Linked DNA regions of Homo sapiens: region 2 is linked to region 1. A link is a contact called in ENCODE Hi-C or POLR2A ChIA-PET data. All regions are on one chromosome and are shown on one strand. Each heading gives the region's core, a stretch centred on a gene start or an enhancer-like site at or near the end of the contact. The rest is flanking DNA. Distances are from core to core; before and after follow the strand shown. Region 1 overlaps LOC105370115 (a long non-coding RNA gene). Region 2 has its middle 120 kb from the start of SPATA13.

Region 1 (4,814 bases), core at 2,259-4,758:
AAACAGTGTTCCTCTAGAAATCCATAAGGAAAAAACCAACAATCCAATAGAAAAAATGACCAGAACAACAGTTAACAGAAAAGGAAATACAACAGCATTTTAATCATCAGAAAAGATGCTCGACTTTGCTCATAATAAAAAAAATTCAAATTAAAACAATACTAAGAAATCACTGCTCACTTATCAAGTAGGAAAACTGAAAAATATAAAAAAGTACTTCTGGTGAGGGTGAGGGAAAACAGCTCCCATCATACACAGCTCTTAGAAGTGTAATTAGTACCAGCACTGAGGAGGGCTGTTGACAATAGTTATTAGAATTTCAAATGTGTTTACTTTTTGAACTACTTCTTCTATTCCTAGATATTTACTCTGCGGAAATATTTGCACAGTTGCAAAATTTTATCTATACAAGCTGTGAGAATTGCACATACCAGGATGGAATCACTCTTTTCAGACGCTGACAAAACAGGGCTGGGAATGCACAAAAGAGGAGGCTCGTGCTTGCATGTCTGAGATAAGAACTGCTTCCAAAGGCTTCCTAAACACCTCCCAAGAAATCCCTTCACATCTGTCACACATCTCCTGTCTTGGAAGTCTGGCATGTTTCACACGTATACAAGTATTTTTAGGTTGGTGCAAAAGTAACAGCAGTTTGGACTGTGAATTTTAAATCATTATAACTAGGCTCAAACATCTTTATTAATCAAAATAGGAACCATTACAACCAACACATTTTTGTCAATGAGAAATAAGTTTTTTTTTTTCTTTTCTTTTTCCTTTTTTTTTTTTTTTCCTCTCTGAGATGGACTTTCACTCTTGCTGCCCAGGCTGGAATGCAGTGGTGCAATCTCAGCTCACAACCTCCGCCTCCTGGGTTCAAGTGATTCTCCTTCCTCAGCCTCCCAAGTAGCTGGGATTACAGGCATGCACCACCACGCCTGGCTAATTTTGTATTTTTAGTAGAGACGGGGTTTCTCCATGTTGGTCATGCTGGTCTCGCACTCCTCACCTCAGGTGATCTGGCTGCCTTGGCCTCCCAAAGTGCTGAGATTACAGGCGTGAGCCACTGCGCCCAGTCTGTTTATTTCTATAGTGTAAAAATCCATTCTTCAGGATTCAATAAACTCTTGAAAGCATTTTCTGCATCCTGCTGGTCCTGAAAGCATTTTCCCTGCAAAGAGTTGTCAAGATGCTCGAATAAGTAGTAGTCAGTTGGCGAGAGATCAGGTGAATACGGCAGATGAGGTGAAACTTCGTAGCCCAATTTGTTCAACTTTTAAAGCGTGAGTTGTGTGACATGTGGTCAGGTGCTGTCATGAAGAAGAATTGGGCTTTTCTGTTGATCAATGCTGCCTGCAGGCGCTGGAGTTTTCAGTGCATGTCATCAATTTGCTGAGTACACTCCTCAGAGGCAATGGTTTCACTGGCATTCAGAAAGCTGCAGTGGATCAGACGAGCCGACGACCACCAAATAGTGACCATAACCTTTTTTGGTGCAAGTTTGGCTTTGGGAAGTGCCTTGGAGCGTCTTCTTGGTCCAACCACTGAGCTGGTCATTGCCGGTTGTCGTATAAAATCCACTTTTCGTCACATCACAATCCAATCAAGAAATGGTTCATTGTTGCTGCATAGAATGAGAGAAAACGACACCTCAAAATGGTGATTTTCTTTTTTTAAATTTTCAGTCAGTTCACGAGGCACCAACTTATCGAGCTTTTTCACCTTTCCAATTTGCTTCAAATGACAAATGACTGTAGAAACTGTATCACTAGGCTGGGCGTGGTGGCCCACGCCTGTAATCTCAGTACTCTGGGAGGCCAAGGTGGGCAGATTATTTGAGGTCAGGAGTTCAAGACCAGCCTGGCCAACATGTTGAAACCCCGTCTCTACTAAAAATACAGAAATTAGCTGAGGGTGGTGGTGCACACCTGTAATCCCAGCTACTCCAGAGGCTGAGGCAGGAGAATCGCTTGAACCCAGAAGGCAGAGGTTGCAGTGAGCAGAGACTACACCACTGCACTCCAGCCTGGGCAACAGAGCAAGACTCAGTCTGAAAAAAAAAATGCATCATGTATGTTTATTGCAGCACTGTTCGCAATAGCAAAGACTTGGAACCAACCCAAATGCCCATCAATGATAGACTGGATAAAGAAAATGGGGGCACATATACACCATAGAATACTATGCAGCCATAAGAAAGGATGAGTTCATGTCCTTTGCGGGTACATGGATGAAGCTGGACACCATCATTCTCAACAAACACACATGGAACAGAAAATCAAACACATGTTCTCACTCATAAGTGGGAGTTGAACAATGAGGACATGTGGACACAGGGAGGGGAACATCACACACTGGGGCCTGTCGCAGGGTGGGGGTCTAGGGGAAGGATAGCATTAGGAGAAATACCTAATGTAGATGACAGGTTGATGAGTGCAGCAAACCACCATGGTACCTGCACATTCTGCACATGTATCCAATAACTTAAAGTATAATAATAATTTTAAAAAGGCCGGGCATGGTGGTTCACTCCTGTAATCCCAGCACTTTGGGAGGCCGAGGCCGGTGGATCACAAAGTCAGGAGTTCGAGACCATCCTGGCTAACACAGTGAAACCCCGTCTCTATTAAAAATACAAAAAAGTTAGCCAGGCTTGATGGCACACGCCAATAGTCCCAGCTACTTGGGAGGCTGAGGCAGGAGAACTGCTTGAACCCAGGAGGTGGAGGTTGCAGTGAGCCGAGATTGTGTCATTGCACTCCAGCCTGGGTGACAGAGCAAGACTCCATCTCAAAAAAAAAAAAAAGAAAAATAGAAAGTAGGTAAAATTAATTGTAATAATATATCTCATTTAACTAAAAAAAAAGTGCATTACTAGACACTCTTTAGGGCTGTAATAATTCCAATAAAATACTCTAAGGAATACTTGCCCCAGTAACAGCATCTCCGCCGATAAACTGATGACAACTCTGACTTCATGCCTTTGGAACCAATAAACTCTGTTCCTAAGTAGGTTACATGAACCTCTCTCTTCCTGCTAAAAAAAAGCGTCCCTTTACCTTTCAGCAGATGGCACTTGTGGGTTGCCACTCTGTGAATCTCTGATAAACCACTTTTTCCACTCCTGAATAAATTCAACATATCTGGAAGTAAGATTCTTAAGTGTCTTTTTTTTTAGGTTGACATACTCTGTGGTCAGAAGTGGGATGAAACAAGGGTACCTTTAAAACAGATCGGCAACCTTTGGGACAAGACGAGGTACACACAATTGAGCTGTACTTCCGCGGATTGCCTTTTTTCTACCCAGGTACATCTCTCAGGTCAGGCTTCCTTCCTTTGATAGCAGCTGTCTGTTGAGCTTATTTAGGACCTGAGTGGGTTAAGTCACTGTAGTAAAGGCTCTCGTATCCCTTCTGGGACTATAAAAGACTTTTTATGTATTCTGGCAAGTCACGCAAACTGTCTTTTTACTAGAAATGACTTGCCAGAATAGATAAAAAGTCTTTGTTTGTGTTTCTGATCCTGGTAAATGAACTTTTGGTTTCAGTTTTGTTCTGAGTTGTTAGCATATTCTTATACATTTGTTTACTGCTTGCTTTTTCCCCCATTTGTTTCTGAACATCTTTCAAGAACAAAATTTGCTTTCTAAAATGGTAGGCAAGGGTTGACCCTTTAAAAGCCATTAGGGTAGTTGCCACCATTCTGTGAGGGATGTCAGTCTCCAGAGAAAAAGTCTGTTGTTAGAATCAACTGGTACAAAGACAGAGAAAAGTATCACTTGGGGGCCTGCCAGTTAAAAAAAATCATGTATCCAGGGAAAACTTGGTCATGGGGTGCGGGATGGGCAGTCAGTGCGCAGGCTGGGGCCAAGTCAGACAAAAATCCTGTGCCAGGCACACTAAAACAAGCACCGGTCCAAACCCCTAACATACAGAAATCGGCAAAGTTTGCAGGTTAAATCACTGCCCAGGTAGCGTCGGTCAGCATGGAGTACTCTGATAGATATGCCACCAATCAACAAGATACATAAAAGAAGAAAGATTTCAATACCTCTCCTGCTCAACTCAAGATAAAGATACAGGGAGGGAGATGGGACAGATGTCTTAATAACATCAAACCAAAAAACCCATGGGGTCTTTTGTTTTTGTTCTTGTTTTGTCATGTAAAGAATGTATCCATGCATTAAGGAATGTTTTTGCTGTGATTAAAAATAAAGAGTTGTATTTTTGAAAAGAATGTCTTATCTCTTTGAGGTATACACTTGAAGTGGTTGCAAATTAAAGTATATGATGTGCAAGTTTGTTTTAGAATAACCTGTCAAAGTGGGAGGGGGTGAGTACATATGAAACAAAATTGATGAAGTTGGTAATGGCTGAAGGTGGAAAATGAGTTTAACTCTTTTATTTTTTGCATGCTTAAAATCTTCCACGATAAAAATGTTTTAATGTAGCTATGGAACTATACAGGAAGGAATACATCTTCAAAAACAAGCTTTCTACTAATAGAAGAGCCACTAACAGTACTAATGGTACTCTAGTAATAGACTATCAATTTTTTACTGTATTTATCCCCTTGTTTCAGACTCATCTGTTTCTGTGTTCATCATTCCTTCTAGGCGGTGTTTCTCCATCTCAGCACTATGGACATTTGGAGTCAGATCGTTCTTTGCTAGGGGGTTGTTCTGTGCACAGCAGAATGTTTGGCAGCATTCCTGGACTCCACCTACCAGATGCCAGGAGCACATTTGTTCCTTAACCCCTATTTATAACAATCAAAAACACCTACAGACATTGCCAAAGGCCCAAGGAGAGGAG
Region 2 (5,039 bases), core at 1,066-3,565, 72 kb before region 1:
TTATATAACAATTAAATTGCCAGGAGATTCTTCAAAACATGTCACCACCTTTTATTTAACAAACAAGCTTCTCCCATTTTCCAGTGTGGTTCTGAGCTACTGTGGGTTGAATCAAGCTAAGTGGATAGGGCTGCACCATTTCAGCCACATCCTACCCCCATCCCACAATGTTCCTATAGATAAGAGCACAGGCAGGCATTGTGATTTTGCTGTATTTGTTGTTTCACAGTAAAACTGCCTTAATTGTGCTTGTCCACATGCAGCTGTAACCATGTGACCCACCAGCACCTGGCCTCATTGTTCGTTCCCCCTGAGTCTCCGAGTCTCCCCCAGGGGCTTCCCAGTGGGCAGCAACTGCAGTATTTGAGTTCGTGGTGCTCTAACCTGAGCAAAAGCTGCTTGTGTTGGGCCAACCACAATCTGTATCCTCAAAAACTGGGAAGAGTTTTATAAAGGAACGACAGCAAACAATCAGCAAAAGCTGAAGAGAAGAGCCTCAGACTACTAAAAAATCTAAAGTTGGGGTGCCTTGAAGCGACCCTTTTCCCCCTTTCAATTGGTACAATTTGGATCCACAGGAGAGGAGGCCTAGTTGGATTCTCCTCAAGTCATTTCTCCTCATTAAAACTGAACTTTACAAAATTGGTGCTTGGCAGGCTTTGTGTCCTGGACCCCTGTGTCTCCCCGGGACCCCAAGACTCTATTTACCCTTGCCTTCCAATGTCCACAGTGTCCTGGTGGTAGCCTCCTCTCCAACCCCATCTGTGTGTCTGTAGAACACAAAAGTGTAGTTACACCTGGTTTCCTGTCAAGGGCGGTGCTGTGAATTTCTACACTCCATACTCTAATGACTACTTGTCATGCTCTTAAAAACATATAGACAGATGCTGTTGGTTGAGCCATGTACCACCTGGGAGGCCTCAGGACTTTAAACTTCTCAAGCCACTGATTTCCTGATTTGAAAAACCAGGTTTGTGAGACACACGGGGCCTTTGTCCAGAGCTGGATGCATAGAGAGCACTCAGTGGAGGTCATCTCCCTCCTCCCCAGGCCAGAACCCTGACTTAACGCTCTCTCTGGTTTTGCTGGCATAGGGCACTCGCCATTTGGTTTGGCCACCCAGCATCTCAAGCCTGTCTGTGTTTGGGGGATTTCTGCTGAATGGCCTTTAGTGGAAGTTTTAGAGGAACTGCTACTTAAAATGATCATCTGAATATGCTCACCTCACCAAACGGTGCTTGTGATTGGCCAAACATTGCCCGGCTTCAGTCTTCCTTGCTTCTAGAGCAGCTGCATGCAGCTTGGGCTCCACCACTCAGAAAGGCCCTCACCATACACAGGAGTGAGTGGCCCAAGAAGGGAAGATCAGAGCTCAGCCTGTCTTTGGTGGGGACGGTGCTAGAGGTAACTGAAAGTGTGCTTTCCTGGAGCAAATGTGGTATCATTATGACAGCATTGATAGCTGTTCTTAAACCAAGTTCTGGTACACAAAACAATGCACAAAGCCAACTACAGAATTCCCCCAACCCCAGTCACATGCAGGATTGGGAGAACAAATGGCAACTTACAAAAGGCAGAAAAAGAAACTCACAACCTATGGACCCCTCCAGTCCACAGAACAGCAAGAGACAAAAGGAAGAACAACCAGAGCAAGAACTAAGAAACGACCCCTCGAGGCCCAAGAATTCCTATTGAGAGTGAGAAAGAAAAATGCCCTTTTATGAACTTGATAATAAAAGAAACCTAAATAAGTCAAAGCGCTTGCCAACTTTTAAATTCTGATTTGCCAGATGCAGAATTCTGATTCTGCACATTCTAAAGATTAAACTTGTGAGAAGCTGCGAATCTGCTTCCACTATATTTGTGCTCTCTTAGGAAGGAGGCCACTGAGGCTCTCCCTACCATGTCCATTCCCACCAGGCTTTCTTCCTGCCACGAAAGTCTGCAAGGTAGAGCTGTCAACACCAGGTTGGTAAATTGAGTAGTAGCTGGTAGAGGGATGACCAGCAGCTGCAGCCACAGCCAGGCGCAAAGGCAGAATTAAAAGTGGAACAATCAAGACAGTGTTTCTAGCACTGTGGTGACATCATACACCATGAACGTTTTATTCATTGTGTGCACAGAGCAGAGAAGAAAGGTTCACTAATTATAGAGAGGCAGATCAGGGAGCAATCCAGATTTTCTAACAAGCCTGCACTCTGGTTTGTGGTGGTGTAAACAATAACTTTTTTAATCGTCTCTGATAGAAGGTATGTGAGCACTGGAGCAATGACCACAAAACTGCCCCTATTTCCCTGCCTGTGTCACAGGGCTGCCTGTCTGGCCCATTGCCTGGGATGAGCAGGTTTCTCTGGATTTGTGTGCTCCCTTTTAGCCAAGACTAGAATTACCTATGATTGGTGGAATGCAAAGTCCTAAGAGTCCCCAGGATTCCACCCAATTTTTTGATGTTGTGCTTCCTTATTACAACTATAACTCCTGCGTCCTAGTGAGCTGTGAATTAGATCAGAGGTTCAAGAACTCCAGCCCATGGGCCAAATGCAGCCCCTGCTTGTTTCTGTAAATAGAGTTGTTTGGATGCGAGGGGCCAACTCACTTTCCTGTTTGTGGCTGCATTCGCGCAGCAATGGCAGAGCTGAGTCATCACCACAGAGAACATAAGACCTGCAGAGCCTAAAATCCTTACTCTCGGCACTTTACCGAAGACGTCTGCTGACCCTGAGTTGGATGCTATCTTGCTTCTGAGCACAAAGAGAGGTTCCCTCCTGAAGTGCTGCAGTGATTTGTCCTGCTTCCCTGGTACTAACCGCTGCGTGCATGGGAGGAAACAGAATAAGAACTCCCTTCCCAACACAGACTATGTTGGAATATCAAAAATAACCAGATGGTTGGGACTCCAATGTAAACATAGAACAGAGGGAACTAAAGCCCCCTGGCACAATCGAGGAAGGATTTGCTTTTATAGATGTGGCCTTTTCTGATCCCATTATAGCAGATATTGGGTTTAAAAACTGTAAAAAAGACCACAGTATATATTTGTTAAAAATCTAGCCTAGTTGGCCGGGCGCGGTGGCTCATGCCTGTAATCCCAGCACTTTCGGAGGTCGAGGCAGGCGGATCACGAGGTCAGGAGATCGAGACCATCCTGGCTAACACGGTGAAACCCCGTCTCTACTAAAAAAATACAAAAAATTAGCTGGGCATGGTGGCAGGCGCCTATAATCCCAGCTACTCGGGAGGCTGAGGCAGGAGAATGGCGTGAACCCGGGAGGTAGAGCTTGCAGTGAGCCAAGATTGTGCCACTGCAATGCAGCCTGGGTGACAGAGCGAGACTCCATTTCAAAAAAAAAAATCTAGTCTAGTTGTTACTAACCTTTTACTGGGGGGAAAGGAGGAGTAAAATTTCTGAAGAATGATATATATACACAGACATCCACAATTTCACTTACAAGTTCTGGGGGTTTCATGGGCCCCCAATAAGCTAATCCACGAACCCCAGATTAAGAAACTCCGATCAATTTTTCTGCTTGCTGTAGGAAAAACAAACTTTAAAAGTGTTAGCCGGCTGGGCACGGTGGCTCATGCCTGTAATCTCAGCTCTTTGGAAGGCCGAGGCAGGTGGATCACGAGGTCAGGAGATTGAGACCACCGTGGCCAACATGGTGAAACTCCATCTCTACTAAAAATACAAAAATTAGCCAGGTGTGGTGGTGTGCACACCTGTAGTCCCAGCTACTCAGGAGGCTGAGGCAGGAGAATCGCTTGAACCCAGAAGACAGAGGTTGCAGTGAGCTGAGATCATGCCATTGCACTCCAGCCTGGGCAACAGAGCGAGACTCTATCTCAAATAGATAAATAAATAAATAAAGTATTAGTCGAGAACCTGTTTTCTTTTCTTTTTTTTTTAATTTTTTTAAAATTATACTTTAAGTTCTAGGGTACATGTGCACAACGTGCAGGTTTGTTACATATGTATACATGTGCCATGTTGGTGTGCTGCACCCATTAACTCGTCATTTACATTAGGTATATCTCCTAATGCCATCCCTCCCCCCTCCCCCCACCCTATGACAGGCCCCGATGTGTGATGTTCCCCTTCCTGTGTCCAAGTGTTCTCATTGAAGAACCTGTTTTCAATTAGCTTAATTAAAAATTAGCAAGTGGTTATCTGCCAATTAATTTAAAATTGACAGCATCAGCCAGGCACGATGGCTCATGCCTGTAATCCCAGCACTTTGGGAGACTGAAGTGGGCAGATCAGGAGGTCAAAAGATTGAGACCATCCTGGCCAACATGGTCAAACCCCGTCTCTACTAAAAATACAAAAATTAGCTGGGCATGGTGGTGCACGCCTGTAGTCTCAGCTACTCGGGAGGCTGAGGTCGGAGAATCGCTTGAACCCAGGAGGTGGAGGTTGCAGTGAGCCGAGATTGTGCCATCTCAATCAATCAATCAATAAAAATTGACAGCATTTACTAAGGGCCAAATGAGTGGTACCGACAATAACGTTATTTGAATTGAGAAAAGTAAGAGATAATTGTTGTTTAGTAAGGTGAGAGCAGCCTTCACAGAAGAGATGCAATTTGTCTATGATCTCACAGAATTGCGAAGTTTTAGACAAGCAGGAAGGAGCAGGGAGGGCTGGGCTGCAAATGTCTTCAAGGCTCAGAGAGATCTCGTCCCTGGGTGTCTCCCTGTGGGCCCCAGGTGGCAGGGGAGCTAAAACATCCCTAAAAGTCACCTAAAGAACGTTCAGGTGTCTGTTCCAGATTCTACAGTGCACCTAACCAGTAAGAAACCACACTTGTCAAGAAACTCAAGCTAACCTGCTATTATCTAAAAAGTCTGCTTACATACTCCTCCTTTTTACACTTCCATACTTCTGTGAGGCCAGACATTCTTCCTCTACTTCAGCCATGGCAACACATTGTAACAAATTCAGCCTAAATGTAAGAACAGATAAGGACAGCCCAGCTGTCTTCCATTAACCCTGACGCCAGGGAGATTTGCAAAACACCAAAACACTGTCGTTCCTACTC

The links. Hi-C counts contacts between places; a loop is a spot of excess contacts on that map. ChIA-PET counts read pairs that join two places held with the same protein, here RNA polymerase II (POLR2A). Pooled maps may share reads with other maps.
Region 2: a loop to region 1 is called in a map with no recorded cell type, with 2.7 times the contacts of the local background. The contact joins two enhancer-like sites. A Hi-C loop is called at or near these places in 1 of 168 maps with a recorded cell type or tissue (IMR-90), 2 of 37 single-sample maps with no recorded cell type and 4 of 50 pooled maps. POLR2A ChIA-PET finds 5 or more read pairs at or near these places in 2 of 52 experiments (A549 and activated T-cell).

What each region holds. Positions count from the first base shown.
Region 1 is chr13:23,965,450-23,970,263 of GRCh38, reverse strand. It overlaps LOC105370115 (a long non-coding RNA gene), which reads right to left. Exons shown (of 5, transcript XR_941753.2): 5 at 765-1,624. Among named protein-coding and RNA genes, the nearest start is that of C1QTNF9B, 70 kb to the right of the region's middle. Within about 2 kb of position 3,508, at least 5 of the 41 ENCODE cell types and tissues checked have a DNase peak (open chromatin) inside an H3K27ac peak, as active enhancers do.
Region 2 is chr13:24,036,232-24,041,270 of GRCh38, reverse strand. It overlaps a transcript of SPATA13 not described here. Among named protein-coding and RNA genes, the nearest start is that of SPATA13, 120 kb to the left of the region's middle. RefSeq lists an enhancer at 2,467-2,761. Within about 2 kb of position 2,315, at least 7 of the 41 ENCODE cell types and tissues checked have a DNase peak (open chromatin) inside an H3K27ac peak, as active enhancers do.